Linked DNA regions of Homo sapiens: all the other regions are linked to region 1. A link is a loop called in an ENCODE intact Hi-C map of the cell type or tissue named here. Cell type or tissue: GM12878. All regions are shown on one strand.

Region 1 (2,500 bases):
TCAGGACTGCTTGAGTCAATCTGGGTTATGCATAGCATTTCCCAACATGGTCATTTACGTGGTTGCCCAAACAATGATCATACAGTATCATTAACATTTATAAACCAATGTGTTGACAGGAAAATCAGAGCAAGTTAATGGCGTCACAACACTGCCTATTCTTCCTTCATGTTGTCATATTTCTCAGCTTTTATGAATGATAAACAAAAGCAATAGCAATATGTGGCATTTTTTGTATTATGAAGTTGTTATCTAAGACATGAGCCATTATCCCTTTGAATGCATAAAGACTCATACAATCAATTCGTTCTATCTGGGCAAAATATTTTAACTCTAAACAACTATTAATGTATCTTTTAATTAGACTATAGCTGCACAACCTGTTTCTCTCTTTGTCTTGGCTGACTTGAAATTAAGAACTAAAATCCTTTTATCAACTATATCAGCTTCTTCATTTTAGAGTTTTCAGTATAATACTTTCCTCCTATGGATTATATGGTTGCAATGAACTGACAGGATGTTCATTCATCTTCACTAGGCTTCCCTTCTAGCCTATTGGTTAAAAAAATACTGGTGCTAGGATTATACGCCCCCAAAATTCTGATTTATTGATTTGGGTTGAATTCCAAGGGTTACAATTTTTAAATATGTCCAGATGAGTCTAATGTTCAGCTGTGGCCTAGAACTGTTAACAGAGCACTCTTGGATCAAGAGTTAAATAGAATGTGCTAGGATTGCTGAAGGAATCATTTCAACTAGGAAAAAACTGTCAGACTCTCACTGTGTTGTTAACCGTCTTGTCTCAGGGATTACTAAAATAAAGTATCCCATCAAATTCTAAGTACCAGTCTACACACTACCATTTTTTATATAAGGGAGCTAGAGTGCCTAAGGGAAGCCGTCTTTTCATGGAGCAGTACAGAATATAAACTACTCCTAATCCTCAATCAAGGATCCTTCGCCATGGAGGAAGAGGGCACATTCAACTCACCCCTTCAGTGAGGGGCAGAATAGAAGCACTTGCACAGTTTTCTGCAACTGTGTAGAATGTGATGGCATTTTTTACGATTTGCTAAGTTATTTGCTGAGTGCCAGGAGAGGGGGACCATGCAGGTGAAAGTAAGCAAAGCTGAGAGCAGGTGTTGCTAAGAGGTATGAGATTCTCTTCAATGAAGAGGAAGTTGTATGGATACCCAACAGTTCATGAAAACTCCAATAGCAAAAGGTTTCACCTTTGTGGGAAGAAAACTTACCACAGAACTGTGCACAGCAAAGCTGAGCAGAGCCCTCAAAAGATTAATAATTATACTGCAGCTAACAGTCAGAACACAAACCCCAGTCACTCAGGGAACCAATGACCAGTTTCACATCAAGTTCATAAGTAACCAACAGGCAGTGAATAGCACCTCTCACCCACTGGCCACACATACGTAAATATCTCCAGGAACCCACTCCAGCACACACACACCATGCTGCATCATCAGGCTAGGGCAGGTTTGGGAAAGCAAATCCAGGAGGAACAGGAAGTCTGAATCTTGCAGATCTCCACCACCAAGAAGCCCCATCTTACATCCTCCTAGACTATTCTGAAGTTGAGACTGATAAATTGGGAAGTGGTTATGATTTGGCTACTCACAGGATTGGGCTGATATTTGAACTGGAATGAAACAAAACATAAGCTGTCTTCTTAAGGAAGCTGAGGTCATTCAAGGCCAAGAATGATCCTTGGAGAGTTTCAAATTATGCACAACTCACATTTGTACCTATCTAAGTGTTGACTATTCAACCAAGCTTCTCCATAATTATAACATTTCATTTTCCACTTATGATTCAGATTTTTTGGCTCTTTTCTCATTATTCATGTTTTAGGAGCATAAGTTGAGTACTTTTTAACCTTTTAATTGAGAGCTGCTTCAAATGACATCTATTTTGAGCAGTAATGATTCACATGATGTATGTCAAAAATACATCTGCTAAACATAGTTCATTTACTACCAAGTTATGTCATTGTATGTTTTAGGAGCATAAGTTGGTACTTTTTAAACTTTTAATTCAGAGCTGCTTCAAAAAACATCTATTTTGATCAGTAATGATTAACATGATGGACTAAAATACATCTACTGAACATAGTTCATTTACTACCAAGTTATGTCACTCTGCTACAATCTGGGATTGTTACCAGGAAGCACAGAAGTCCCAGTCCTTGTCAACTTGGGAGAAAGATTTCAGTCAAGAGGTGGTTTAAAGATAACAGAGAGCTTCACTGAAAGAAAACAGGAAAAAAAAGAGCTTATTGCAGAAAAAAATAAGCACACACCAAGAGAGGAGTGGGCTGCTCTTGCAGGAAAATAGCCCCAAGGGTCCTGCACTGTGAGTTTTATCATGTCAGGCTTCCTCTTCACATTCCCACTTCTGTCTCAAGTTTCCACCTTTTCCCTTTGTCTAGTTTTCCCACTTCTGGCTTACATCCCTGCCTTTGTCCCCACCCAGGCTTGTGGGA
Region 2 (2,500 bases), 97 kb after region 1:
AAAGAAATCGATACTCTTGGTGGACAAATGAAGGCTACCAATCTAAACAAGTGGCTTCTTCATACATCAGTCCTCTCCAGGATAAGAGAATCACTTCATGCAATTTCAGATTTGAATCACTCTATATGTATTTTAGGGCTCTTGATAGTATACCCAGTTTCCAGTTCTTTGTCTTAAAAATTCTGGTTGAATGATTTCTTGGGAAAAGAGAGTTCTATTTTGTTTCTCCCATTAGCTTAATTGGTTCCAAGAAAAATACTGAATATGTAATAGGGTTGGAATTAGCTGGAATGTGTGAGTTGGCATCAAGGACATCACTCAACAATGGGGTCCCCAGGTGGGAACATCATTAGCAAGCAGCATGACTTCCCTATGACATAAGTTGACTGAAGATGGCACAGAAAGGGTTCAGAATGAACGCTGGTGCTGCTTCCCTTTGTGACATCTCCTTTACCCAGCTTTTCTTGCTGGGCACAATGCAGTAGTCAGAGCCTTTCTCATTGAAGACACAGTTTAAGAATGGAGCTAAGCATGCTGCCTGACGGACCTGCTGTTCTGGAGCCTCAAGGTTTCCTTTTAGCTTTCAATTTCTTTCCTATTAGATGTGAATGCTGAAGCAACAACTCAGGAGCTATGGCTCTCATTAGAATGTGCCAAAGAGCAGCAGTAAAAAAAAGAGCTTTCATTTGAACTTCCAACCTGACAAATCTAATTTGCAAAACAAGTGAACCTAAGGGATGCAGAGCCTCACTGGTCAGAATGCATGTTCCACCCGAGTCATTATTTCAGGTTACAGCCTGACAGCCCGTGAAAGCCTTAACAAGGCAAACTAACCTTTAGTAATCAGTTTATATTCTGAAAGTACCTCTGCTAAAGTGGTTTGCTCTGGAAGAATAACACATGATTTTATGTTTTACTAATTCAAAATTTCATCCATTCATGCTACACATATTTATTGAGAACCTACATTATATCAGGCAGAGCTGTATGAAGCATTGTAGGGCAAAGGTAGGGCAAACCTCATGGTGATAGATGACCATAAACCTGCCCTCAGAATTGACACATTTCATGGGAAAGACAAATCACCTACGCTACAAGTTACAACAGCAAAATATGATGACTTTTACAACAGGAAAGTGTAGGAGACCATGAGTGTATACTGGAGGGATCTCATTGTAGCATCAGGGATGACTTCCTGGAGAAACTGATATTTGAACTGATCTCTGTGAGGTAAGTAGAGGTTACCCAACATGTTAGACCCTCTTCTGCATCATTTCAGATGCTCTCAGCCTCACCCTGCTCTTGTTTCAGCTGCCACAATATTAACCAGCTCTTGGTGGGTTCTGACCAACTTCATACAGTCACAACTTTAAACCTTGCATGTCTCTCACCTCCCACCCTGGGGCTGCCCTGCTCATCCCTCAGAACTCACTCGGTGACCACATGTGTACCACCTGAAGTGGGGGGATTCAGTAGCACATGGATTGAACCTTTGACCAGTGAGAGAGGAGGGACTGATAAAGTCATCATTTACATTATAATAGAAACCATGGTGAAGGAAGAGAAAGACCCTCTCATATTATTTTATATTGTTTTATACTCAGTACCTGTTTTAAGAAAAAACAACGAGGAAGTAAAACCAAAGACAGGCAGCCCGGCGCCAGGCCCGAAACCAGGCCTGGGCCTGCCTGGCCTAAACCCAGTAGTTAAAAATCAACTCTTAACTTAGAAACCGATGTTATTCATAGATTCCAGACATTGTATAGAAGAACATTGTGAAACTCCCTGCCCTGTTCTGTTTCTCTCTGACCACCAGTGCATGCAGCCCCTGTCACGTACCCCCTGCTTGCTCAAATCAATCATGACCCTTTCATGTGAAATATTTAGTGTTGTGAGCCCTTAAAAGGGACAGATATTGTGCACTCGGGGAGCTCGGATTTTAAGGCAGTAGCTTGCCAATGCTCCCAGCTGAATAAAGCCCTTCCTTCTACAGCTTGGTGTCTGAGAGGTTTTGTCTGAGGTTCGTCCTGCTACAATGGGAGTGTAAGTGACGTCCCAGAGACAGCACATAGAGGGGGAGAAAAGAAGAACATTCCACGTCCTCATTTGCACTGGAACCTAGCTCTCTGTGAAGTACTGTCCCTATAGTGCCATCGAGGAGAGGCCATTGGTCCCACACATCCCTGCACCTTGGGGTCCAGCAGAGATTCAGCATCATCCATGTTCCTTGTTTCCTCTTCTAGACTATTAACACTCCTACCTTTTATTAAAATTCCTGTTACTCTAAGTCTTTTTGTTGTTGTTGTTTACTATAACATGCTATAGCCCTCCTTATTGCTGTCTTCTACTCATGCCCTGGGCTTTTCCCCTCATTTACCGAAAAGTTTCCAGTTAGGTTCTCTCCAGCTATCCTCCTTCCATGCCAATTCTGATATTATCCTCAGAGACTTTAAGGCACAACACCATGACTGCTTGGTTTCTTGACAGGCACAATGAGAGG
Region 3 (2,500 bases), 62 kb after region 1:
CTATCTTGAGAATTTTTAAGAGGATTAGATGATATTGTGCCTATGAAGTTTCTAGCACAAAGAAAATACTCAGCAAACATTTGCTTTTCCTAAAGTACTCCCACATAAGGGAATATTTAAAACCATGTCAGAAGGTTTATTAAGTTTATTCTAGGCATTTTAAAATTCCTCACATTTATTCAAATCTACCTTTCAGTTTGCACATCCAAATTTTTGTAGAAAATTTTTGTAGAAATATAACACTGAATCACATGACACTATACTGAACTCCACTTGATCTCATTATAGTATTTCTTTAATATACAGCTAATTTCTATTTCTTAATATTTTATTTTTAAATTTTTATCTCATCCTAAACTATATTCATATGTAGTTTTCTATTTTTCTGCTATTAGGTCTCATAAAACAAACTGAAGATTCCCCATTAATTCTATATATTTTAGAAGACTTAAACATTGGAATTATCTCATGTTTTTAAAACATAGGGAGAACGCTAATCTTCTAAATCTTTCTGAGATGAGCACTTTTATAGGAGACAGTTCTTGGACAAATTTTTCAATGTCCTTCACTGTTACTACTCTAGTCTGGATTTCTATAAAGACAAACATTGCCAGTTGTTTAACACACATTCCCTTTCTCACTATCACTACAGAGGCTGAAAAGGTGATATGTTTTTCTACCCTCTCTTGCAGTTCAATGGGGCCATGCTGTCCCAGTTACGGTTGATAAACTGAAAAGGAAAGCCTGCTGTTTGTTATAGCAGATTGAAGGTAGCTGAAGGAGAACCTCCTCTCACTAGCTGCTTTATTCACCTTATTACTGGCCCATTACTGTAGCCCCAGCCTTGCCTTTCCACCTTCACTACCAGAGGAAGCTTCAGGATGAATGTCCACCAACCCCACCACCATGAGCTGGGCTCTGAGGAAGCCCTCAGGTCTTTCATTTGCTGCCTGCTTCATCAACGCCTTGCTCCCAGTCTTTGCTGGTCTGACATCAGTGGTTCACTGCACTCTTGTGGAAACCTAGGTATTTACTTTTTATGGTATTTTCCTTTACCTCAGTCCAAGCTTACCTTCACTATACTTTTCACAAATTACTCAAGGTTTCACTATACTTTCCAGATATTTCTCAGAATCACTTCTGCTACAGCACAGACAGCGACTTTAGTACACACATATGCATGTGCACATACGACTTTCGGTCATTTCAATAAGATTAGAGGAAATATAAATTGTTACAAATAACTAGACTGAAACAAAGATGCTCACCACATATTCTGGAAGATCTGGATAATATCCACCTCAAAAGGTTAAAAAAGATCAAAGGTGTCAATGATAATCTGGGGTCACTGAAACTGCTAGAAAACTATTTACAGAGATTTACACCCAAGGTAATCTCAGTTTGCCAGAAAACTAAGGATGTTTCCCATGAGAAAAACACACCGTGGAAGAAGTAACAGTCCCCATTAGATGAATTCATTGAACATGAAGAATAATGGAGAAAGAAATAAAAAATAAGCTTAAGATTTCAGTCTTACAGCACACTTTACAGAATGAGCACACTTTTACAGAAATGAGCAAGTTTAGTGGGAGAAGAAACCTGGAGTGAGACATATAAGGCCATTTTTAAACGCTTTTAGCATTTTGTGTTTCATATGAAGACAATACTAAAAGAGAAAATACCCTGTTGATGGATGGAGACACAGGACCAAACTCGTAGTCTAGCACTACAGACCTGCGAGGAAGTCATCAACTCAGATGTAACCTCTGAAGCCCGCCAAGTAGATGGCTTCTCTGAGAGGAGAGAAGAGAGAGGGACACAGGACCAAGACTTCACTTCTCAGTTAGAATCTCAAGGCAGAATATCAAGCATAAAAGAAGAAACCTGGAACATTAAAACTACTCACTTTTCTTTAAATTATCATTTGTGGTCATAAATGAAATTTTATCCTCTCGATTTTGATTCCATTTTTTTTCAAATTAGCTCTTGCTTTGTTGTTCTATGATCATATTTACAACTGTCCACAATAACTTCATGAAATTTCAAGATTTTAGTGATATTTTCTGCTACATGGAAACTGAAATTTTTATCAATTTCTTTCAGTTCCATGACATTCATAACAAAATTATATAAAATTCAAAGCTGAGCTTTTCTACTAACTGCAATCTAAGCTACCTGCTTTAACATGCAATATCATCATTATCTAGTTTGTGATACTTGGGACAATTTTTAATCTAATTTGTGATGTTTCTAGCCAAATCCATTTAATTAATTTAGTTAAGAAACTTTCATGAGACCCTTCCTATACCAGGTACTTTACTAAAAATTAATATCCTCAAATACATTTTCTTCACTTATCAATTATAATATTCTGTCATCCAAATACTGTAGTTTAAATAATGATTTACTCTTGCTAGGCACATTTTCTCAACTGTTCTGAGATTTTAGAAGGCAATAATCACAATATTATTTTGAATATGTAACATCCTATTAAAGAAGA

What was found. Peaks named below come from ENCODE experiments on the same cell type or tissue, not always from the same donor. Only the 100,000 strongest peaks of a DNase experiment are listed, where the experiment ranks them.
Region 2: a loop joins it to region 1, with 3 times the contacts of the local background. A loop is called at or near these places in 1 of 110 quality-filtered maps.
Region 3: it touches region 1 in a loop (6-fold over the local background); 1 of 110 quality-filtered maps calls a loop at or near these places.

The regions. Positions count from the first base shown.
Region 1 is chr14:39,973,087-39,975,586 of GRCh38, reverse strand. No RefSeq gene overlaps it. Among named protein-coding and RNA genes, the nearest start is that of FBXO33, 540 kb to the right of the region's middle. In GM12878, no CTCF peak of the experiment used is centred here; a DNase peak (open chromatin) is centred at 1,346.
Region 2 is chr14:39,875,998-39,878,497 of GRCh38, reverse strand. No RefSeq gene overlaps it. Among named protein-coding and RNA genes, the nearest start is that of FBXO33, 440 kb to the right of the region's middle. In GM12878, no CTCF peak of the experiment used is centred here; a DNase peak (open chromatin) is centred at 1,290.
Region 3 is chr14:39,911,191-39,913,690 of GRCh38, reverse strand. No RefSeq gene overlaps it. Among named protein-coding and RNA genes, the nearest start is that of FBXO33, 480 kb to the right of the region's middle. RefSeq lists an enhancer at 929-988. In GM12878, no CTCF peak of the experiment used is centred here; a DNase peak (open chromatin) is centred at 1,050.